Linked DNA regions of Homo sapiens: region 2 is linked to region 1. Evidence: chromatin loops called from intact Hi-C (ENCODE). Cell type or tissue: HCT116. All regions are shown on one strand. Links, peaks and the distances in the headings refer to the core of each region. The heading gives the core; the rest is flanking DNA. Region 1 overlaps VEPH1 (ventricular zone expressed PH domain containing 1). Region 2 holds the start of CCNL1 (cyclin L1).

Region 1 (12,251 bases), core at 2,556-10,555:
GGAGAGCTAGTCAGGATATGAGACAAAGAAATCAAATAATAGAATAAGGATTGGAAAGGAAGAAACAAAACTATAATTATTTTAAAGTGATGACTTACACATAAAAAATAATCAAGGAATGTGCTTCTTCCATTTAAAACATATTTTTTTCTTGATTCTCTCCTCTCTCCCCATCTCATTCTTTCTAAATACCAGCCCATTTCTCTGATCTTTATGGGAAAATGCCCAGGGTTGTCACTGCTCATTTTCTTCAATTCTCTTCCCACCATCTGAAACTAACTCCAATCTGGCTTTCAGTCTGACCCATCCAGTGACAACTGCTCTTGTCCAGTCATAATGACCTTCATGTGTCTGAACCTCAGTCAATTCTCAGTCTTGACCAATCAGTGACAAATCTCATTTGACCAATCAGTGGCATTTGACATCACTCTTTCCTTGCAACAGCTTATTCACCTGGCATTCAGGAAACCATGATTTTCTGACTTTCTTTCTTTCTTTCTTTTTTTTTTTTTTTACTGGATATTTCTTCTCAGTTTATTTTCCTAGTCCTTCATCATCTCCTTAACTTCTGAGTACTGGACTCAGTCTTTGGACTTTTTACTTTCTGTCTGCACTCACTCCCTTGGTGATCTCGCTCAGTCTCAAGTCTGACAAGTTCCAAAATTATAATGGCCAGCCCAGACTTCTCTCCTGCTCCAGACTCATACATACAATACTTGCACATCTCCACTCAGAATTCTGACAGCTCAGACTTTACACATGTAAAGTGGAACTCGTGATTCTTCCTACACTCCCTTCCCCTCACCCTCCCTTTCCAAATTCCTTCCTTCCTTGGTCGTCTTCATCTTAATTATTGACAATTTTATCATCCTAGTTTTTCAGGCCAAAAATCTTAAGTTCGTTCTCTCTCTCTCTCTCTCTCTCTCTCTCTCTCTCTTTCTCTCTCCCCCTTCCCCCCACCTCCCCCTCTTCATCACATGCACATACTTCAGCAAATCCTGTTGGTCCTATCTTCAAAATACATCCAGGATCATCTGAACACTTACCACCACCACTGCTCCATGATGGTCAGAACCTCTGCTTCTTCTTATCTGAATTATTTCAGTAGCCACTCAACTGGCCTTTCTGATTTCACTCTTGCCTTTCCACAGACTGTTCCCAAAACAGGAATAGAAAAATTAGACCATGTTACTTCTGCTCAGAACTCTCCAGTGGCTGCCCAAGACTCCAACAATCCAGCCTCCACTTCTCTCCTAACCTCATCTCCCTTTCCACATTGTTCCCTTCACTACAGCCACACCGACCTCAGAAACTCCAGCCTACAACCTCAGGACTTTTGTACTTAATGGTCCTTCTGCCTGAAATGATTTTCTCCAGTACAGCCACACTGACCTCAGAAACTCCAGTCTACAGCCTTAGGACCTTTGTACTTAATAGTTCCTCTGCCTGAAATGATTTCCTCCAGGTACCCAAAAGTATTGCTCTCTCATCTCCTTCAAGTTTTGCTTAAATGTCAGCTTTTGTCTCAGTATGGACTACCTTGTGCACCCTATTTGAAATTTCAAGCCTCCGATATCCTGTCACTGCCCTCTGCGTTAATTTTCTACATAGCACTTACTTATAATCTTCTAATACACTACATATCTTCCTTATTTATTTGTTTATTTTCTGTCTTACCCAATTAAATGGATGATGTCAGAGGGCTTTTTTTTTTTGTCTTTTTTGATTACCCTTCTATCCTAGCATCCAGTACAGTGTCTGAAACATAGTAGACAACTAATAAATATTTGTTGAATAAACTGGAAAATGTATATAGACAAATTATTAGGATTAGTAAGAGAGTTGAGTGAGTTTGCTGAACATAAGATCACCATACAAGAATCATTTATGTTATAACCAACTGAAAATAGAATTGGAAAATATAATTTTAAAAAAGAATATTATTATATTCTCAGAAAAAAATATAAAACACTTATACATTTAACAAAAGATGTATAATATTAACATTCTTAGGAAAAATATCATAAAACCTCTTTGAGCAACATTTAAAAACATATAAATAAAGGGATAGAAATGTAATGTCTATAGATATAAAGACAGTAGTACATAATGATGTTAATTTTCTTCAAATTAATCTATAGTTATAATAACACCCAGTTAAGATACTGATAGAATTATTCAGAAAACAGGAGAAGCTTAATATAAAATTATTAAAGAACAGAAAAAAACAAAGCAGTGTTAAAGAAGGGTGGGAATACTGTCCTATCAGATATCAAGACTTATTACAAGGTAAGAGATAAACTGTGTATCAGAGTGAGATATGCAACCTGCATAGGTGACAAAGGACTAATACAAGAATATACAAAATAGTCCAAGTTAATAAAAATAAGATTTTAAGACTACAAAAGAAAAAAGAAAAAAAAAACATAAACAGATACTTCACTGGAAGTAAAGTGGTAGGCACTTCCTTCAGAGGAAAACAAATGGCATACAGCAAATAAGCATATGAAAAAATGGTCAACCTTGGTAATAATGAGAGGAGTGTATATTTAAACAATTACATGCTGCTTCACTTAGATTAAAAAAAACTTTTAAAATCTGATAAAAGCAAGCACTGGTGAGGATATAAAGCAACTGGAACTTTCATACACTGATGTTGGGTGTGTAAACTGGCACATCCCTGTTGGAAAGCAATTTGTTGGTATATCACAAAGTTGCAAATACACAAAACCCTAAAACCTGTTGTTTCACTTTTAATTGTGTACTTTAGAAATACTTGGCAATTACAAGTATTTAGAACTTTAGAAATAATTGGCCAAAATTGCCAATTACAACAATGTTTACTGTAGCACTGTTTAAATAATAAATATAAACCAAAAAAAGAATGGATACATTGTAGCACATTCACATAAGGGAATACTCTGCCTCAGCAAAAATAAATGAGTTGAAACTACCTGTACCAATATAGACAAATCTCAAAAACGTAATTTGAGCCCTATGACAACATTTATATAAAGTTTAAAAATACAAAATACTATGCTGTAATTCACTTTGGAACCATGGATGTGTAGCAAAAACAAAAACAAAAAGCAACCATGCATAGCTAAATACCACAAGGAGGATATTGGTTACCTTGGGAGGCATGAGGGAGGAGAATTGGATTAAAAAGAGACATGCAGGGATTTTCAATTGTACCTAACATGTTAAAGTGGGTGATTCTGTGTGCCTGGTGTGTTTCATTGTTAAAAGAAAAATAAAGAGAACTGGAAGGCGGGTGGATCGGTTGGGCATGAGGTGAGCACCAATGGAAAGGTGGGAGAAGTGGATGAGTGGATGAGACAATCTCTCTTGGAGTAGCCTGGGAGGAAAGCCAAGTTAGTACAAGTGATTATCAGGTAAAACTGGTCTAGAAAGGACTTGAAATGAAAAGACAAAACTTAAAGGTATGTTTGGGAACTTGGAGAGGATACTGAGTTGAGTAGTCACATTTTCAAAGTGAAACATAAGGGCAAAACATTTCATAGTAGTATTTTGTAGTAACTGGTAGAAAAAGAGGACATGGACTGGACAGTAAAATCTAGTAAAGTTTAATTATTTTTGTGAGTGGCTTTGGGGGAAGGATTGGAGGCTTGTTTGCCACATTTTTGGATTCCACAAAGCTGAAAGTGCTAAGTAATATATTTGACAGAATCATGATGTTTAAAAGACATATTCTGGAATGAGGGCTTAAAGACAATAATTTTTTTTGCAATGTTGAAAATGTGGCAGAATACACTTTAAAAAATTTAAACTTATCTAATTACAAGTCTTGATTCAACCTGAATGCCTTAGCACATCACAAGATAAATGTGGACAACTGATTTTTTAAAAACATAGAATATTTGACTAGTATTAGTAGTTGTTCTAAGCAATTGGTCTGAGTATTGGGCAATGATAAATTACAATAATAAATTAGGACTATTCCAAAGGAGGGTAAGCAGAATGATAAGAGTGTAGGCCATACCTGGGAGCTTCAATGAAGCCTTCTCTAACAATGCAGAAACAAGATTGTCCTTTGAGGATTAAACCAATAAAGTCCACTCATATGAGTGGGATTAGCCAGTACAGGCCTAAACCAAGACATTATCTTTTGATGGGTGACTTTGCAGGTGAGTTAGATGTAATCTCAGGGAGGAAGGGCTGGAATGTGATTGTCATGGAGGAGGAAGAAACCTAATCAATAAAAGTATTTCTTATCCAAAGAAAGACTGAGTAAACAGACTTGAGAACAGCATGAAACACACAAGAATTCTGATCCGTACGAGTTATAATTTTCATTGTAAATCAGTACATCGTGTTTTAATCTAATTTATATTTCCAAGTCTTGTATTTGGATAGCATGATTTGGATAGCATTTCTCAGGTACCAACAAAATTGAGTTTTCCAGATCTGACAGTTGATGGCTACAACATGAGGTGCTGTAACCTTTCCCAGACACAGGCTCCTTCTTTGTCATGGAAAAACCCAAGGTCACTAAGATGTTTAGCTGGGATGAGACAAGCCAGAGGTGAAGCCTGGTGCTTATCTTCAAAAGGTTTAAAGTTTTTCTTGTAGAAACAGAGGGTAGACTCTTTTGATTGTTGGGGGCAGAGAACAGAACAGAGACAACAGGTAGAAAGTACAAAGTAAGATTTCATCTGGCTAAGCAGAGGAACATGTTAACAATTTGAACTCCCAACAATGAAAATGCTCTCTCTTTGTCAGGGTTCTTTGATCATAAGCAACAGAAAAAGTCTGAATAAGTACAGCAAACAATAATAATAATAGCTATAAGAAGAAGATTAGAGGTGGCCCACTTATTTGAAGGAGAAAGTGAAGTACCAGGCCTTAAAAGGAGCAGTGATCAAGGCAGCTACAATGATAGAGAGGGAGGAAGTAAAGTACTGTTTCTTTGGGGCACCGTCCTCATGATAAATCACCCCCTGCTGATATCTTTCTTAAAACTACTGGGGAAAAACTTCTGATTTTCAAGCTTGGGCCAGGTGTTCACCTCTTCTCTCCCCCACCACTGATAGGGAAGGGTAGTGGGCACTCATGAGTAGGGAACCTTGATGGAGATGCCATCAAGGTTTTATGCAATGGAAAGGGACAATTTACCAAAGGAAAATTGAGAAGCAGGTAAAAATATTAGAAACCCACCATATTCGCATCATTGCAAGTGCAGGAGAAGCCACCTATTTTTCAGCAATCTTCTGTGCTGGAAGTTGGAAGGGGCAATTTAGACGATCCCTTCCTGTTCTACGTTTCTGAAGAGAAATTGAGAAGTGGAATTGATTACTGAGATCCAAGGTCATTAGGAGAGGCCTAGAGAGGAATAGCTGGGGCTGGATCTGAGGGAAGGATGGGACGCAGCTAACAGGGATGTAAGCCATAGAGCAGGCATGGTGGTTCCATGTGCTAATCAGAAAAGGAAGATAAGGAGCTGCTGGCATTGGTAACCTCAAACTTGATATATGTAAATTACAAGCTACCATTCTTCTTCTGTTCCATGAGAGGGTTACAGATAGAGAAATGGAAGAAGTAAGATGTGGTAAAAGTTAGTAGATGAAGAAGACACACGAACTCCTGGCTCTCCAGAACTCCTGGTAGAGTGAGATGCTATTTGGACAGCTTAATGAATGGACGATGATCCTAATGACAAGGGACCTGCCAGCCTTAATGGCTAACCAGTGGAGTTATATAATAGAACTGAGTCACCAGTCCTAAAATTCTGAATTTGATGTCTGTGAAACAAAGCAATTAATGATGCAAACAAAATAAATAACTGGCCACTAGTGACCTCTAGTGGAAGTAGGCTTTAGGGAACTTATGTGATCTTTGATTACTGTTTTGTTTTGTTTTCCTAGTAAGAAGATGAAAACCAGTGTAATTTTCAGCCAACTGATTTGCAGAGGAGTGTGAAAGAAGGGGTTTCTGAAAACAGGACAAAAATCTTACCCAGAAAATGAAAATGTACCAGGAACATGTTGTGCTTTGCGTCAACCTAAGTTGATTAATGTTCTGGAAAAGATGTGGATGAGTAATTGCCATCAAAGACATTACCTGAGAAAAGAAGAGTTTTTTGAGCAGTGACTTCATTGGTCACTGGGGGGAGTTCAGCATGTTAATGGCAGCCAGCAAGAGAAAATAGGCTTGAAGAGGAGGCTGCACGGGTTGCCAGTATACCTTTTAAATATATCTTCTTTGTAACACAGAAGAGCGCTGTTGTTTCTGAAATATGCACACATTTGCCAATTCAGTATTGTATGGCTTGAGTCCCACCACTTTCATCTTTCCAATGAGTGTCTGTGCCAAGTGTTGGCTAACACTGCTGAGCTGGGAGGATGTGGGTGGATGCCTGGTGGCCCTAGGCCTTTGAAGTGGGACCAGTCTCATGGAGGGTCCAAGTACAATCAAGAAGGTCAACATGAAACCACACTGGGCACTCCACATCCATCCCCTTTGGGAAGTGCTTTCAGAATATATAATCTTGACATTGAAGAGAAGCGAAGGAATGCAAGTATTGATGGGAGGTTTTACATCTGTCTGATCACACTGGGGACTAATAATGGGTGGGTGGAATTAAATGGCAGGTCCAGGGAGTAGGGATGCAGGTGGGTAGAAAAAGAAGCAAGGGAAAGATAAAAATAGAGACAATACAGAAGTAAACAGAATCAGCCTTATTAAGTCCTGGGCAACTGTCACTTCTGGCAGCAAAGCGATCGTTGTCCTTGTCTCATATTACCTGCGTGGCAGGAGGTGTCATCCTGCCTTCTTTCATTATTCAGCCTCCCACACACACCCTGCTCTTGTTTACTGATGCTGTTATGCTGCTCTGCAGGTCTGCTTTTCCCTGGATTGGCTCCCTCTCCTCTCAGTGTCATTTCAAGGACATAAAAATAGCCCCTAAATAATATTTTTGTGAGAATTCCATGCTGCTCTGCAATTTTCAGAATTCTGGTCTTTGTGAGTGGGCAAAAGATGATCTAACTGCCCCCTACTAAGCCATGACTTCCCTACTGATATTTCTTAGATGCCAACAAAACCACAGAGCAGATTAAGAGAGACCAATATTAGTGGTATTTCCTCTTTCCCCTGCAAAGATCTTTCTGCCAGGATATAAACAAATCTCTAGCTCTAGGACAGGCCATTTCAGAGATGTAGTCTATAAACCAGTTTACTTACTGAAGATGAGCTAATTATCTTAATTTGCTCCAAAGCTTCTGTAAGGCTGTCTTCAATCTCAGAGTCATCTAAGGAGAAGAGGTCCCCAGCTCGTGAAAGATCTTTTTGTCCCAAAACCAGTCTGAACAGTTGATGCATGGTGAGGATGAGTTTGATCAGTTGACTTTCTACAGACCCAGAGTCATGTGTTCCAGTTATCAGAGGTCAGTAAGACAAAAACATGTAGAAGGAGGTATACTTCTTATTCCATGAAAGGTCATTTTTCTCCAGACTTTGAGGTCTTCATTGACACTCTCTGCAAGGGAAACAAATGACACAATGTAGCCACTGGCAGAATGGCATAAGCTCAGAATGTGAACTCAGTGTCCAGCGGAGAGAGAGAGAAAAAAGAAACTTGGAAACATGTGCCTAGACTAATAGATCCTGGCTTAATGATCTTTAAATGAACTCTTTCCTTGTTTTTGTCTCAAAAAGTCTTGTCAAAAATTACTAGGTTTCTCCAGAATTTAATTTGAACTTTAAAAGTCAACATGAGCCCTACGCTTTTCTCCTTTCTACATCCTTCTCTTCTCTCCATGTCACAAGGAAAAACAACAATCATGCCTAACACTTGCCAGATTTTCCTCAAAAAGATTCTCATGGGAATCAAACAGAAAGGGAGAACAAAAGGAAAAGAGGGAGCATAGGAAACATCTCCTAGACCCACTTCCTTGAACCCTTTCTTCCAGAACCTGGACACAGAAACCAGTGCTTACCTCTTGGTTGGGCTGCCTTGCTACGCTAGCAGTAGAAGTTCCCTGCTCTGTCAGTCAAAAAGGTGACCTCAGTACTTACCCTACTCCTACGTACTCTATAATCAAGTAGCAATAAAATAAAGATGCTGCTTAGGAGAATGGCGTTAGATAAATCTCTACTGAACATGAAGATGAACTTTAACACTGAAATGAACATGATAGCCTTGCCATGTGGGCTAAAGAGGAGGGCTTTGGGATCAGGCAACTCTCCCTCTATTCCAGTTGAAGTAATAAAGTCCCACTATATTTCTCACCCAATTAACAGTCTACAGAGAGGAGGGCAATGGCACAAATTAGACATCTGATTATTCTCATCAGCTCCCTTCTGGGCCTAATAAAATCACAGACCATTTGCACTGGCAGAGACCTTAGTAATCATTTAATGTCCAGTGAGGTTTAATGACTGCCCCAAGGCCCCATAATAGCTGTGGCAAGGATAGTCTACTGATTTCAGTCCAGTGCACTTCCCTCACAGTTTACAGTAGAGTGGAATCACCTCATACATGTGGGTAGCTTACAAATGTAGCCACATGCTTAGTGAGAGCCAAGAGTGAGTTATTTAATACAAGTAATAGGCATTTCTACCTAGCATTTTACTCTGAATGGTTTGCCAGAAAGAGTGTGAAAAGGGAGAGGAGAATCTATTGTTTCCTTGGGTAGTCTCAGACCTCTCCTCTGAGCTATTGTTGTGAGAGCACCTCTTTGTGTTGAGTGCAAGTTTAAAGACACATACTCTTCAAACACCATGGCCTCAAAATACAAGCCAAAGCTTTCATTACACACTCAACTAAATAAGCTATCTGTAGTATTGTAAGTGGTACAATTCATGAGTCATAGGGATTTTAAGGAAAATACTCTCTATATGCAATTTTTGTACTATCTACCAGCTTTTGAAAAATGAAGCCTAACACTTACATGCCTTTATCTATGTACCAGGCATAAACACTTTGTAAATATTAATTCATCTAATCCTCATAACTATATGAAAATATGTCATCCCCACTTTGTAGGTGAGCAACCTGAGGTAGTTAAATAACTGCTAAAGCCATGCAGCTACAAAACTGGAGAGCTGGAATTTGAACCCAGAGACTCCAGTAGTGCTAGACTCCAAGTTCATAACCATTATGAAATATTGACTCCATGTAAAATGTGAGGCTACTGTTAGGAGTAAAGGTCCTCAGAGCATTATTAATATTAATGATGAAGGTGTGAGCAGGGTTATCAAGCAAGAAAATGAATTCCTCTCCCCTTCTACACTGCTCCTGGATCCTTGCCCATTCTATGCCCTGAGATTTAGAGCAACCAGAGAGCAAGACAGTCACAGGAGAAGACGCTTGGAGGAAGAGCAAAGGAGAGTGGTAAGCTTTCAGAGGGAGGTGGAGCACAGTGAGGTACTGCAAAGTAGTTCGCACCCTGGGAAATGTGGGAGGGTGAATCACAATATCTCTAAGGAAAATCAGCACAGTGTTTTCCTACATTTTTCTCTTAACACATTTTCCTCCCAGGCTCAGATATTTACAGTGACAAGAGTCTCAGTAAAATAATATTCAGGAAAATTGGATGGAAATGACTTCACCTGACCTGTCAGCTTGTTGGACATGTGGCACTCCATGAAGTACATTCAACTGCCCCAGTCATAGATGCTCAGGAGCTCCAAGAAGGAGCAGTAATACGTGCTGGTACAGAGGAGCACCCCCAGGCTTTTCCTGGGCTCTTTCTGCACACTCCACATTTACATGACACCTGGTGTGGAGTCCCACATTCATGCTGCCAACTTCAGCTCTTACTCTTGAGGGCCCATCACATGCAAAACATTGCTTTGGGCCCTAAACAGAAACATCAAGTTGTTTAACACACAGCCATACAGGAAAGCTTTCACAAACATAGGGGTGGAGTGGGGAGAGGTGAGACTTACACATTATTTTTCAAAGGGCTCTTTTGCACGTTTTCAACTGTGATCTTCAAAACACCTTCTACAATATGGGAGTGACCAAGAGAAAAATCTCCTGGATACTACAAAAAGAAGTTTGGGGAAGTACAAGGGAGAGAGAAGTCACTTCCAGGGGAAGATGATAATGAATAGCTTTATGGAGGAAATGGTATTTGAGAAGCACCTTTAGGATAGCTAAGATTTTTACAGGTTTTATTCAGTGCACTTGTGCTGAGTTCATACTAAGTCATCTGCTCATCTAGGAACCAAGGGTCATGTCCCAGCTCAGCTATTCAGCGATTATAGGACCTTTAGTTCATGTTGTTTTCCTTTCTTGAGACTTGGTTTTCTTATTTGCAAAATGGGGCTAATACACACCTCGTCTATTTCATCAGGGTGTTTTGAGGGTCACAGGTGATAAAGTGTAAACGAGCCCTTTATAAAATAATGGCACAACTGACATTTGGTGGGTGTTTGCCATGTGTCAGGTACTTATCTCAGTGCTTCTCACATACTTAGCCACTTAATTCTTATGACAATTCCATGCAATCAAAAACTGATGTTTAGAGAGGAAAGTAACCACCAGCAGAGGCACTTGAAGAGTAAGTTGCCAAGTCAGGATTGAAGGCAGCTGGTCTCCCAGGATAGTTGTATTCATGACTGTGTGAGATAATTATTATTGAGCTGTCTCCCTTCCCATCAGCTCTCATCCAATGAGTACCTCCACATGCTGCACATCCCTTCCTAAATAAGGACTGGCAAGGCACATTATTTATTTTTCAGCAGCTCTCATTAATATTTTGCTCAGGTGTCTGGCTTCTCCTGCTGTTCTTTTTGCAATAGCAGGGAAGGTCAAAGCCAGATCAAATTCTACCTCATGTTCTGAGAAACTCCCTACCCTTATGAATGTCATAGTCCTGTGGCCTGTGTGCACGTGTACATATACATGTATCATGTACACACAAGCATACCATATACACACATGCACATATGTGCACATACTCAAAATACTTTCTACACATCAACCTTTTTGCTAGACACTAGATGCTTTCTTCTTTTAGTTCTCCCATCAACTCTGCAGGTAGATATTACCACCTAAGAGGAAACAGGACCAGTGAGGTTAAGTATCATGCCCAAGGTTACACACAGAGCCAATATTCACATTCAGGTAGGCCAGACTCCAAAATCTCATATTTTTTGTATGATTTTTAAAAGCTGGCTTATAAAATTCTTACAGCCTTTAATTTGCTTCCTTCATAATTTCCTTCCCTAATCTTTAAGGGGTTCTAATCTGAGGCCCACCTTCTCATTATTTAGTTTTTTTTTTTTTTTTTGGCAGGTATTTGCTGGCGAATCAGCTTTCTGTAGGGAGAAACAGAAACCACAAAAACAGAAATGATGGCGCAAAACGTGGCACATTTCAGGGAGTCACAGCTGTCCCGCGCAAACTCGACTTTACCTGCGTGCTACTCCTCAAAGGCGCCCTTGCAGTTACTCAGCTGCATGGTTTGAGACTGGGCGGGAGATTCAGGCAGGCTCCGAGGGCACAGCGAGTGGAATCCGCTCAGCTCAGTGAACCTGAAGTTGTTCATTGCGGAGCCGGTGCCGGGTGGAAGAATTCAAGGAATGCAGCCTGATGCCACCGGCAGCCCCAGAGACCGGTCAGGTGACAGGCTGCACCTCACCCAGCGGAGTTACCTCCCAGTGCAACGCTCTGTTTCCTGAGGTGAAACACAAAGCCTGCTCCAGTAAAGGAGAGTTGTTTTTAACAGAGAAAACAGAACTCCCTGTGTTCGTGAAAATCTATACTTTCCCAGGGAAGAATGGGGGGCGGGGGCGAGCCACGCAGGAAACAATTTTCAACAGAACTCAAGCAGGTGAACGGAATGGCTGTAGGGAGCCACCTCTCAGAGCTCCAGGGGAGGAGAAGAGAACTGCAGCTTCATTAACACTTCCCTCTCCCTGAGATCTCACAAACGTTTTGGAAACACTGAGTGTTCGTCCAGTAAGAGTCACCTCCTAAAGAAAGTATCCCTTTACTCTGCCTCTAGAGTAAAATTGTTGAAAGTTGAAGTATGCGGGAAGTTGCTAATAAACAGAACAAACTTCACAACATACGTACTCTCTTTTTTTCGTTATTTGCTGGGAAGCTATTCATAGAAATCCACGTGGACCAGAAATATTGGATTTGTACTTTTAAATATTGCAGCAACACTCAGGCAAAAGGTTTATCCTGCTTAATCTACTGACACTCCGATGGAGAAAAGGGCACTGGAACCTTCCTTTATTCTTTAAACAGTTAACAGTGCACTTTAAAAAGCAAG
Region 2 (12,251 bases), core at 2,134-10,133, 330 kb before region 1:
AACATCAACGAAGTAAACTAGTCTCACAGGAAAATTCCACAGAAGATAATCATGTGATTACATAATAGTTGGCTCAATGGTTCAAAGAATACTAGAAAACCATTTCCTTTAAGCAAAGAGAAACCTTTGACTAAAGATAGAGCCTTGTATTAGTGTCATTACTTTAAACATCCTGAAGAATCAGCCAGGTATCTAAATACAGATTTAACCTCAGACCATACCAAAGACCAATTTGAAATCTTCCCAATTCCCAGGGACTCATCAACAAACTAAAAGATATTTTAGAATTTAAAAAGTACTCTATCCCTGGACACAGTTAAGGTGAATGAGAAAAGATGGGGGAGAAAAAGTATGTAGGAAAACTGTTGCAGACTTTTTGACTAGGATACTCTTTTTTTAAAAAAGAACTGTCTGTAGACTCACAGAATAGACTAGTCATCTTAAAGTTGCTTTAATATTTGCTTGTCTGAATAGTTCCATTACTGCCAACTTACAGATTCAGCCAATAAGGACTACTCATATAGAATACTAACAGCACTAACCAACATACCCAACCCCCAGAACAACTTATAATCCTTTTAATAACTTCCTTTCAAACTCAGTACAATTTGTCTAACATCACTACAATTCCTTAAAGAGTGAATGCAAAAACTATTCTACACCAAATATATCATTCTGCAGCATGTACTGGAAGTCACCTGTAGATGCAGGAAGTCCTGCAACAAACTTTTTGGTACTGCCTCACAGGAACACATAGGTCCACATAAAATTATGTTACCACAACACCTAGGAGATACTATTTCAGTCTCTGTATTTTCTTACAACATCAAATAAATGGCCCTATCTAAATGCAACCCAATCAATCTTACTTGTTAATTTTCTAACCCACTCACTGAGACTGTATCTAACCAAAACAAAATACCTGTTTAATCCCTTTGACTTCAAACTTCAAACTTTATCATCCTGCAGTCCTTTCAGATCCGGTATTATTCGATTTATCGTAGTTCAATGTTGAGAAGTACTCTAACAAAAGCCAACCTCAATTGATAAAGAATTAACTGGGACTTCGAGTAGAAAAACATAATCTACACAGAACTTTGCCACAATATTAACTTAAACTACAGTGTTTAAACTTCCAGCCTTCAGTCTTCCAGAGAGGGGAGAGGAAAAATAACTTACAGAATACACTCACACTTGAGCCAAATGTACTCCCTTTCTTGTTTAATCTTAAGCCACAGGCCTGGCTTCACAGCACTGTTAGGATTGTCCATAAATGCAACTGCCTCTACAAACTTTAGATAACCGGTTAATTATGTTTCTTTTTTCAAATTATTTTAAGTATCAGTGTTCCTATATGAACTTTAACACCTAAATTAAAGTCCGTTTTCTTTTGCATCCGTATTCACTTGAAAGGAAAGATGTTTTGATTTGATGACTGGTGCACGGTACAGCAGTAGCAAGAGATACTATGTTCAATAATGCCAATCTTACCTTTTTCCTCTTAACTGGCGGAGGTGGTGGAATACATTAATCACATCTCTTATTCTTCTAGGTGCTTCTTCGATTTTTGATGCAAGATTAATACAAGCCATAGCAACAATCTGAAAGAACCCATGAGCCACAAAAGCCATTGTTAGATTAAACTCACTTTGAAGAATAAAATTTAGAACACAATTGGGACAACCTTTAGTAAAATTAGAGAAGACATCTCTATGCCGTAAGTCTACCAGCTATGCTAGTACTATACTTTTTGTTGTTTAACTCATCTTAATTTTGGTTCCAGAGTCAAACTCAATCTTACAGGAGTTCTGCATTTGGTTGAAAACTGTACTTTTCGTTAAGAGGGCACTTAGGCTCGTGATCGATTTTGAACCACATTCTAAAGGTTTCCACTTCCTGGCGAGTGAGAAGTAGGTACAAAGGCCTAAACTAAACCACTCCCTTTCTGGAAAAGCTGGCTGCTGACACTACCCCTACTCTGCCCATTTCCGGATGAAGAAATCCCTTTTACCCGCCTCCGCTGTGCTTACCTCGAAACTGTGTTTGACGAAAGATTTGGAGTAGAAAAAACGATGAAACAACACCTGCCCCGTTGCCATCGCCACCTGCAGACAAGAGAGGAGAACGGAAGCGCAGGGGTCAGGCGGGCCCGCTCCAGGCGCCGCCGCCATTTTGTGCCGCCGATCGCTTCCCTTTCCCCTCCCGCCGCCGCCGCCGCTGCGAACAGCCCGCTGCCAAGTCCTCCCTCCGCCTCCGCAGCCCCCCGCCCCGGCACGCCCCGGCCGCGGCTGGGCCCCGAACGGGAAAGCCTGAAGGAACCGTCCCCACCCTCCCGGGGCACGGTGATACTGAGATGCGGCGTAGGGGACGGAGGAGAGGAGAGGAGCGCCCGGCCGGCCCGGGGCCGGAGCACTGACCTGCGGCAGCCGGAGGAGAATGCCGGCGGCCTGGATGAGCTCGCAGCCCAGGATGCGTAAGTCCGTCTCACTGGGCAGGTCGAGCCCATCCTGCATGGATGGGGTGGGCGAGAGCCTCTCCTCCGGAATCAGAGAGTGGTCGATGGTAAGTGAAACTTCCGAGTACAGGCGATCGCCGATCAGGATCCCTCCCGTCGTGGTCGTCGTCGTGGTCGTCGTCCCGGAGCTGGAGCCGCCCGCGCTTGGGGCGGCCGATGAGGCGGCTGCGGCAGCAGTAGCTGTCGAATGAGGCCCGGACGCCATAGTCTTAGCGAGCCGCACGCAAGCCCAACGCAGCCGGAACCCGAAACAAGACTAACCAGCGTTCTCGGCGCGACGGATATTCCCGTGACCGCCGGGTTCTGGGCCGCTTCACGCCGCGTGCGCTTCCGCCCTGACGTCACCACGCCGGGCAGCCGCGCGCCAACTAGTCCCTCCAGGCCGCGCCTCCGCCCTCGGCATCTGGGCCTGCGAGGGGAGTGTTGGGTGCTGCGACAGACCTTGGGATCCTCAGAGGCTGAGGAGGCCTTCTCTAGCCAAGGCCGGTCGAAACCACCTTGTTTGTGATAGCCACACGAATAACGGAGCTTTACAAGATCCCTTATACCCAAAATAGAGGTGGCAGCATTGGCTAGCATCTCTGCGCCCCTTCGCCCTGCATTCCGGCCTCTTCCTTTAGCCTCGGCGCGGCTTGCGTTCCGCGTGTACCAAGGGAAGTGGCGGCCGACCTGAGCGCGCTTTGGCGGGTGGAAGTGGTGACTTTGTTGTCCTGTGTGGACGAATGTGTAATATAAAGTGACCCTCAAGGAATCTGGAGAGGGCTGCTTTACAGTATTTGAAGAACACAGGGCTGTGGACCCTATCGGTTCCCAAATGAAAGCTCCCCGGGGAGCGTGTTTTTGCCAGTATGGGGAAGTAGGGCGGAGGCATAGGAATGACCGCGAGAGTGGCTGCTTTCATAGCTCCGCTTGCGAAACTCCTGCCCGGCCTTTGACACCGCCACGGCTTTCAGTAATCTGGAAAATCCCTAGTTTCCAAAAATAGTCTTAGGGCGAGGACTTGACAGAGGTAATTTGATTATGCCTGGGAGTCTCTATTCATACATGGTTACCTACCGCGGGTAGGGTGAGGTCAACCTCGTGTTTTTTGTTTTTTTTCCTGTGATATTAGCTAGCAATTTCCAGCGTTTCCTGAACCTTGAAGTAAAAACAATGATACTGATCTAAACTACTAGAATCTAGGTTGGAAGGAAAGGAATGCATCACGTTTTACTCTTGACGCTCAGAAAGCGATACCCCAAAGACAGAGGCTTTAGAAGCTGCCTCATAATGCAGGTCCCCCAACCTTGACTTGTTGCTCCCACTTTTCCCAAGTGCAGGGAGGTACTCTCTGAAATTTCCTTTCCTGACTAGAGAAGCCTCTTTGTAGAAGAATCAATCGCATTCCTCCCCTCGCTGAAATCTCGTATCCTATTTCAAAAAGACTCAGAAATGCAGCCATTCCTGGAGGGACTTTTTCACAAGATTACTCAAAAGAAAATTATTTACTAATTTCTGTCCATTCATTGTTCCTAATAATCATTTGCTGCTCCTCAAAATAAATGTCTACATTTCTCATCTACCCTTTCCCCTATGAAAAAAAGATATAAAATCTTCTGTACTCCATTAAGCTACTGGGTAATCATCCTCCTGCTTTTACCCCGGTGTTATGTATCCCTTTTCTCCTGTTAATCGCCTGTTATCAGTTGATTTTTTTTTTCTTTTTTTTTAGATAGAGTCTCACTCTGTCGCCCAAGCTGAAGTGCAGTGGCGCGATCTCGGCTCACTGCAGCCTCCGCCTCCGGGGTTCAAGCGATTCTCCCACCTCAGCCTCCCCAGTAGCTGGGATTACAGGCACACACCACCACGTCCAGCTAATTTTTGTATTTTTGTAGAGACGGGGTTTTGCCATGTTGGCTAGGCTGGTCTTGAACTCCTGACCTCAGGTGATCCGCCCGCCTCGGCCTCCCAAAATGCTGGGATTACAGGCATCCAAAGCGCTGGAATTACAGGCATGAGCCACCGCACCCGGCCTTATCAGTTGATTAAGTGAACCTTCAGTGGGCAAAGTTGTTTTAAAATGTACTGATACTTGAGCCTTGCCTGCAGAGGTTGATGTCACTGATTTAAGGTGGGCCCAGCCAGTGGTTCAGTTTTGCCTGTCTTCGAGTGATTGGAATGTACAGCCAAGAGAGTGTAATTATGGTGCTGGCAGAAGTATTAACCTATCTGGATGTCACTGTCTTCACTTTCTGACTAGGCTGCTTCCAGGGAATCTTTCCACCTCAATATTTATGAGATATCTATAATTTTATAACAAACTTTTAAAGGAGCCTCGGTTTCCTTAAACACAATTGATGACACCAGTTTTCTGGTTTTCTTCCATTTTTGTTTATAGAGCCAGGGTCTCACTGTGTTGCCCAGGCTGGCCTTGAACTCCTGAACTCAAGGGATCTTCCCACCTCAGCCACCTGAGTAGCTGGGACTATAAGTGGCACACCACTGTGCCTGGTCAGTTTTCTGGTTTTGATAATCTATGGTTGTGTGAGATATTATCATTGGGGAAAGTTGGAGGAATACATAGGAGTAGTCTATCTTTGCAACTTCCATGTCTTATTTCCAAATAAAAAGTAAAAACCCTCATTGATTATGTACTTCATTAAAACACTGGACTTCAATGAAATCATCACCTATATTTGTAATGACTTGAGAGTAATATAATTTAACTTTTTTTTTGACTTCTGAACTTTTTATTGGCCTCCTGCTCCCCAAAGGGTACCCTGCTTCTGATGGCTTAATGTCTCAGAACTTGGGTGTCGTTGGTCTCAGATACCACTTTGCCATCCACTATCCAGCAGATAGTGGTCTTTTGGATGGTTTGCATGGAGTTGCTGCTGTCCAGGGCATCACCAAGATTGAAGTCCTTGCCATCTTCCAGCAGGCGGCGGTAGGTGGCGATCTCAGCCTCTAGCTTGACCCTGATGTTCAGCAGGGCCTCGTACTCCTGGGCCTGGCACTGTCCCTCTGCCCAGGCCTGTGCCAGCTCTGACTCCAGGTGCAGCAGGATCCCGTTGAGCTGCTCCATCTGCAGGGCGTGGCAGGCCTCCACCTCCCTCAGGCTGTTCTCCAAGCTGGCCTTCAGATTTCTCATGGAGTCCAGGTTGATCTCCAAGGACTGGACTGTATGTCTCAGCTCCGTGAGCGTTATAGCAGCTCCAACCTCGACGGACTGCGTGGTGACCCCTGTGTTGCTCTCCTCAATCTGTTAAGACCAGTACTTGTCCAGCACCTATTGGTTCTTCATGCCAGCTCATCATATTGGGCCCGGATGTCTGCCATTATCTTGGTGAGGTCCTGAGATTTGGGGACATCTACCTCCACAGTCAACCCAGAGCTGGCAGTCTGGGCTTGTAGGCCTTTTACTTCCTCTTCGTGGTTCTTCTTCATGAAGAGCAGCTCCTCCTTGAGAGCCTCAATCTATCTCCAGCTGCAGCCGAGTGACATTAGTGTCATGGATTTTGTTCCCATGGATGTTGTTCTTCAGAGGCTGGCACGTGGCCAGCTCTGTCTCATACTTGACTCTAAAGTCATCAGCAGCAAGATGGGCATTGTCAGTCTGCAGAACGCATTGTCCACAATATTTGTGAAGATCTGAGCCCTCAGGTCCTCAATGGTCTTGAAATAATGGCTCCAGTCTCTGACCTGGGGTCCCTGCTTCTCCAGGTGCTCCCGGATTTTGCTCTCTAGCCTCCGGTTCTCGGTCTCCAGGCTCCTCACTCTGTCCAGGTAGGAGACCAGGTGGTTGTCAGGTTTTGCATGGTCTCCTCGGTCTGGATGCCTCCCATTCCTGCCAGAACCCCGGCCATCCCCGCAGTCAGGCCCCCGGACCTCATGCTGCCCCAGAAGCTGGTGGAGCGGGACATGGAGATTCGGCAGCCAGAGCTCCCGGCGCCTGCACAGACGCTGGCCATGCTGCTCACCAGCCAGGAGTCGTAGCTGGGTGCCTGGACAGAGCCCAGGGACCGGTAGTTGGTGTAGAAGGCGGAGTGAGTGGTGAAGCTCATGCTGTCCAGGGAGGAGGGTGAGAGGACAGAACTCAGGCTTTGCCGACCAATTTAACTTATTTTTAAGACATATGTTAATAGAAGATTTTCTCCTCTTTAGAGTCTTCCACCATGCCTCTGCAATAAGCTGGCTTGGTGATGTCTTGATATACTTTATATTTTTACCCACTACATTCATGGTTAATCCAGTAAAGGTTCACAAGCATAGGAGGGAGAAGTCTGGGGGATGAGGGTGGGAGGAAGGTCCCTTTCTCTCTAGCAGTGCTCCTCTCTACTTCTGAGATCTGTTCCCAGTGGACCTCTACTCTCTGCTTCCTGTATCTGGCAGTCATTTCCAGGAGAGCAGAGCCATCCAGGGCAGTTCCATAATTTTGTGCCCATTTCCCACTCATTTCTGACAGAACCTTTCATTTTATTGACAACACATGATTGTTTTTACTGTTCCTCCCTCCAGCTTCAACAAAGGTGGAGGGGGTGGGTCAATATTTTATATAGGTATTTACTTAGCATTAACTCTTCAAACTGTCATGTTATTTTAAACTTTAGTTTCATTTTTTAAAAATCTATGACATACCCTAATTGGAGGTGACAAAAAAAAAAAAATCATGGATAATCCAGAGGATGGAAGGCATTGGGGCTAGTGGCTCTACTCCCCAAGGTTTTGTAAGGATGGAGGTTTTAAAAAAAATGAGTCTATATCTGTGGATGGAAGGAAAAAATAATTTTAAAAAATGATAACTCTGTCCTATTCTTTCAGGGTCAAATTCCAGAAAAATCATACTTTGGAAATTCTTTTCTTTCTCTTTTCCTCCCCCCGCCGCCCCACCCCCACCCCCAACACACACACACCTTTTTTTGAGACAGGGTTTCACTCTGTTACTCAGGCTGGAATGCAGTGGCATGATCACAGCTCACTGTTGCCTCGACCTCTCTGGGCTCAGGTGATCCTCCCACCTCAGCCTCCCAAGTAGCTGGCACTACAGATGTGCACCACCACTAATTTTTGTATTGTTTTGTAGAGACAGGGGTCTCACTATGCAGCCCTAGTTGCTCTGGAACTTCTGGGCTCAAGAGACCCGTCCACCTAGGCCTCCCAAAGTGTTGGGATTATAGGAGTAATCCACAGGGCTTGTCTGTGTTAACCTTGTTTCTGTTACTTTGAGGAAGGTTGCTTTTCCAAATGTACCTACTTACAAAACATCAACATTAAAATGCAGATTGGGAAAGACCGCTGGGCGCAGTGGCTCACACCTGTAATCCCAGCACTTTAGGAGGACAGGGTGGGAGGATCGCTTGAGCCCAGAAGTTTGAGCCCAGTCTGGGCAACAAAGTAAGACCATCCCCCCTTTAAAAAAAAAAAAAAAGAAAAGGAAAGAAAAAGAAAACAAAAGTGGAAAGGGTAAGACCTAGTCACAATTATAAAGGATTCAAAGTTTGGAAGAGTGAAGCTCATGTTTTTTTGTTTTTATTTTATTTATTTATTTACTGAGACAGGACCTCACTCTGTTGCCCAGGCTAGAGTGCAGTGACATGATCAAAGCTCACTACAGCTTTGACCTCCTAGGCTCAAGTGACTCTCCCACCTCAGCCTCCCCAATAGCTGGGACTACAGGCACATGCCACCAAGCCCAGCTAATTTTTAAACATTTATTTTTTGTACAGACAGAATTTCACTACATTGCCCAGGCTGGTCTTGAACTCCTGGGCTCAAATGATCCTGCTGCTTCCACGTCCCAAAGTGCTGGGATTACAAGTTGTGAGACACTGCACCTGGCCAAGCCACCCCCGCCTTTTTTTTTTTTTTTTTTTTTTTTTTTTTTGAGATGGAGTCTTGCTCTGTCGCCCAGGCTGGAATGCAGTGGCACAATCTCAGCTCACTGCAACCTCCGCCTCCCGGGTCCAAGCAATTCTCCTGCCTCAGCCTCCCCAGTAGCTGGGACTACAGGCACACGCCACCGTGTCTGGCTAATTTTTGTATATTTAGTAGAGATGGGGTTTCCCCATGCTGGCCAGACTGGTCTTGAACTCCTGACCTTATGATCCACCTGCCTTGGCCTCCCAAAGTGCATCAGCCACTGCACCCGGCAACCAAGCCCATGTTTCAATTGTATATGTTGGTGCAATAGTAATTACGGTTTTGCCATTTTAATAGCAACGCAATTACTATTGCACCAACCTACTATAAATGCATTATTAGAAATGAATCCAGGTAAGTAAGATGAGACTACTGGAAAGTAAATGATTGAATTCCTTGTCACTCTAAGAAAAAATGTAATAGTAAGTCTGTAATTGTACACACACAGCAGAGGTCTGAATAGTAGACCCTGAGTTCACCCATGTCTAAAAGGAAATCCAATGATAAGTAAACATATCATTACATATTACTGTTTCAACACAGGCAGGCTTCCAGTGACAACTGAAGAGACAAGTGGAATTATCAGTGGCCTACCTGAGGCTACTGAAGAATGATACACCTGATGTTTAAATTAGTTCTCATTTTACTAGACTCTGTATCCTCTCTGGGGAGCATGGTTTTCATTATTTAAATTTCAGGTTCTTTAATCTTAAAATCACAATTGGCATCATTCCATTAATTTCTTCAGCAATCACCAGTAGACCACAGGAATTTAATACCTTGCCACCAAAACTTAGGCAAATTAAGTCCCCAGCTAGAAGGAGCTACACTCAATACACAGAAAGACAAATGTTAAGGTGACCAGCAAGTGTAAAAAGCAGGCAGAGAAGGGATAAGTCGTCATGCTTGTTGCCATTATGGAGAGGGTATAACCTTAAGAAGTTGCTAATCACATTTCTATTGATGGCAGGGAGGAGCACCTGACTTTATGCATGAGCTGTTCATGTAGTTAAATGACTGTTATAAAACATGACCTCTCTGTTATATGAGTACACACACTCTGAACTGGTTGTTCTCTTCATTAGAAATACAGTCACTCTGTAAATGATTTGTAATGAACACTTAGGCATACGCTGCCTGGTACATCTCCTGATAGCCCTGGCCTGGAAATTCTGCTGCTGACTCTGTTGAGAATTAGTCCTGAGACTTTGGGCAAACATAGTTTTCTCATCTTTAAAGTGAGGGAGTCTGACCCTTGCAGGTCTAAAATTATTTGTCTCTGGTCATAAACATATCTCGAACTTCAGACTCATTTTTGGTTCTTATTTCTTCTTTTTGTGTTAATCACCAAGTTCTGTTGGTCCTTCCTTCTAGGAAGGAAATTGTTTTTGAATCTCCCTGTTCTGTCTATTCTCACAGCTACACATCTGCTGTTACATCATGGTTGGACCATTATAGTAGCCTCCCAAATGGTCTCCTTGTCTCTATTTTCTCCCATCCTTATTTGTCCTGGGAAATCTCTCAATCTTTTTGAAATACCAATTTCCCTACCTCACTTTTTTGAATAAAAACTTTGGAGATAAAAAATAGAGATTGTGACTTCTTGGCCTTTTGACTAAGATCAAGTGTAAAGGATAGAGATTAAATATCTTTTGGCAGTTGAGGCTTTCCACAATCTAAATTTACCTTGTCTTCTGTTTCCTTGTGACATTACCACCTCACCTTATTCCCCACTGTGTTTCTGCCTGAACCAAGACCAACTGGACCTGTCTGCTCACTAACAAACATGTTATTTACTTTCCCTCCTTCTATTTCTCAACCCTGCAAATTCTTACTACTCCTCCTTGTTAATCAAATCCTAGCAACTTTTTTGAGACTTGGGATGTTCTACGTTTTGCCGAAAGCCTTCCCCCACCTAATCTAACTTATGCTAATTTTCTCCTTTCTCAGAGCCTCTCCTAGCATTTATGACCTCTGGTATGTATTTTGACATGTTTCCTTACTATTAAACGTTATTACTGATCTTATCATGGGTGTATGTCTGGACAAAAATAAGACCATTTTACATTTATTTTGCATCCTCTACAGCACCTGGTAGACACTGTGTGTATGTTAAGCACATAATCAGCACCCGTGGACTGAATTTGCCCACTTGTTTCCTAGTGCCTTTCAAAGACAACCTGGTTTTGCCTTTTCTTTTCCATTCAGGAGCTAATTCTATCCTCACGTGTCTGTCCTACCAATACAGCCCTCTCTCCCTAATAGAGGGTCCAGGGCCCCCATTTATCCTGTTCTCTTTGCAGCACTTTGTAGCAGATCAGCTGTGTTTCCACATTTGTTCTTTGTTTTCTTACAGTGGGCTACTTAAATAGTCCATAACTTCTGCTCCATACAGGCACGGGCTGCAGAACAAGAGGCCTGTTGGAATTGCCATAACCAAAGAGATTGTGTATATTGTGGGGGCTGGGGAGTGGGTAGAAACTCACAGAAAGCAGTATGGTGAAGGGTTTTGGTGTCTGGTATACACGCAGGCTCTGGGACAGTTTTGGAGATAGGTCTGGAAATTGGGTATATGTGACGGAGATGTATGGCCAAAGGCAATTTCATAAACAACTATAAAGTCAACAAACCCACAAATTTGCTTTTAGAGCTAAAGTTAATATTATGCAGTTCAGTCTCTCTTTTTTACACACAAGAAAACTAAGGTCCAAAGAGGTACTTGCAAATAGTAGATAATAAATATTAGCTGATTGCAAATAATCTAATCAAGTCAGTCTTTAGACAGATTCATTCTTTATGGTATTTAATGTCAGAACGAACTAGTCTTGGTTTTAGTCAGCAATTCAAGACTAAATCATACTTGTCAGCATGATAACTAAACAGGACCCATCAAGGGAATCTGGCTTTGCTGACACCTTGATTTCAGACCAGTGAACCTGACTTAGGACATCTGACCTCCAGAACTATAAGAAAATAAATGTGTGTTGTTTTAAGCCATCAAGCTTCCTGTAACTTGTTACAGCAGCCCTAGAAAATATACAGTGACCTTAGAGATTCTTCAAGTAAAGGTAAACTTCAGTAATATCTTTATCTCAATAGCACTGGAAAATCAGATAAGCCATATTAATTATGTTTTTTAATGTTATCAGATGTGGGCCACCAGCCTTAAGCCAGAGGGAGCTTTGTAAGACAGGAACATATAAAATGATAAAAGCTTCTCTACGTACAGTTTTCCTGACTCTGATTCTGCGTGGGACAACCAGTGAAAATTGCAGGTGAAGAGAAGAAATGCGTATTTATTCCTCCACTGGGAAAAAAAATACCATCCAAAGCTACATGACTTGAGGTAAATTAATTTGCTTATTTAGGCAATTATTTAAGCTCAGTTTACTCACCAATAAAATGATAACACCTACCACAAAAAATTGTTAGCACATAAAATGATTATAGATTAATTCATGTATTTTCCAGTCCTTGGAAATGCAGATTCCCTATGTGGTGTTGGTCAATGGTTAATGCCTGTTGTTCTGGCCAGGGATTTTTGATCTGCCAGCTGTGAACAGTTTGTCTTCATTCATTCATCTTTAAATTCTTACTTATTAATTGACAACTAAGTACCAGGTTCTATTCTAGGCATTGGGAATGTTTCTTTAAAAGTTTCTAAAAAAAAAAATAAAATAAAAGGTTGGATCTCTGAGATATATTATTAAGTGAACCAAAGGAAGTTCCAACACAACATGTATAGTATGATACCTTTTGTATAACATTATGTATATATCATATAGAGATATGTATATATCTGGCCAGGCATGGTGGTATGTGCCTATAATCTTAACTA

The links. Peaks named below come from ENCODE experiments on the same cell type or tissue, not always from the same donor. Only the 100,000 strongest peaks of a DNase experiment are listed, where the experiment ranks them.
Region 2: it touches region 1 in a loop (15-fold over the local background); 4 of 110 quality-filtered maps call a loop at or near these places.

What each region holds. Positions count from the first base shown.
Region 1 is chr3:157,488,009-157,500,259 of GRCh38, forward strand. It overlaps VEPH1 (ventricular zone expressed PH domain containing 1), which reads right to left. Exons shown (of 14, transcript NM_001167912.2): 2 at 7,204-7,498. The coding sequence starts at 7,341. Among named protein-coding and RNA genes, the nearest start is that of VEPH1, 9.3 kb to the right of the region's middle. RefSeq lists enhancers at 11,000-11,564, 11,565-12,128. In HCT116, for the core only: a CTCF peak has its summit at 5,841 (motif pointing left); a DNase peak (open chromatin) is centred at 5,793.
Region 2 is chr3:157,157,375-157,169,625 of GRCh38, forward strand. CCNL1 (cyclin L1) reads right to left here and starts at 2,773. Exons shown (of 11, transcript NM_020307.4): 1 at 2,418-2,773; 2 at 2,031-2,105; 3 at 1,492-1,601. The coding sequence starts at 2,720. It also overlaps the pseudogene KRT18P34. RefSeq lists enhancers at 1,985-2,054, 2,688-3,417, 3,505-3,554, 3,575-3,634 and a silencer at 2,195-2,404. In HCT116, for the core only: a CTCF peak has its summit at 5,448 (motif pointing right); DNase peaks (open chromatin) are centred at 2,847 and 3,367; H3K4me3 peaks cover 1,947 bases; H3K27ac peaks cover 1,976 bases.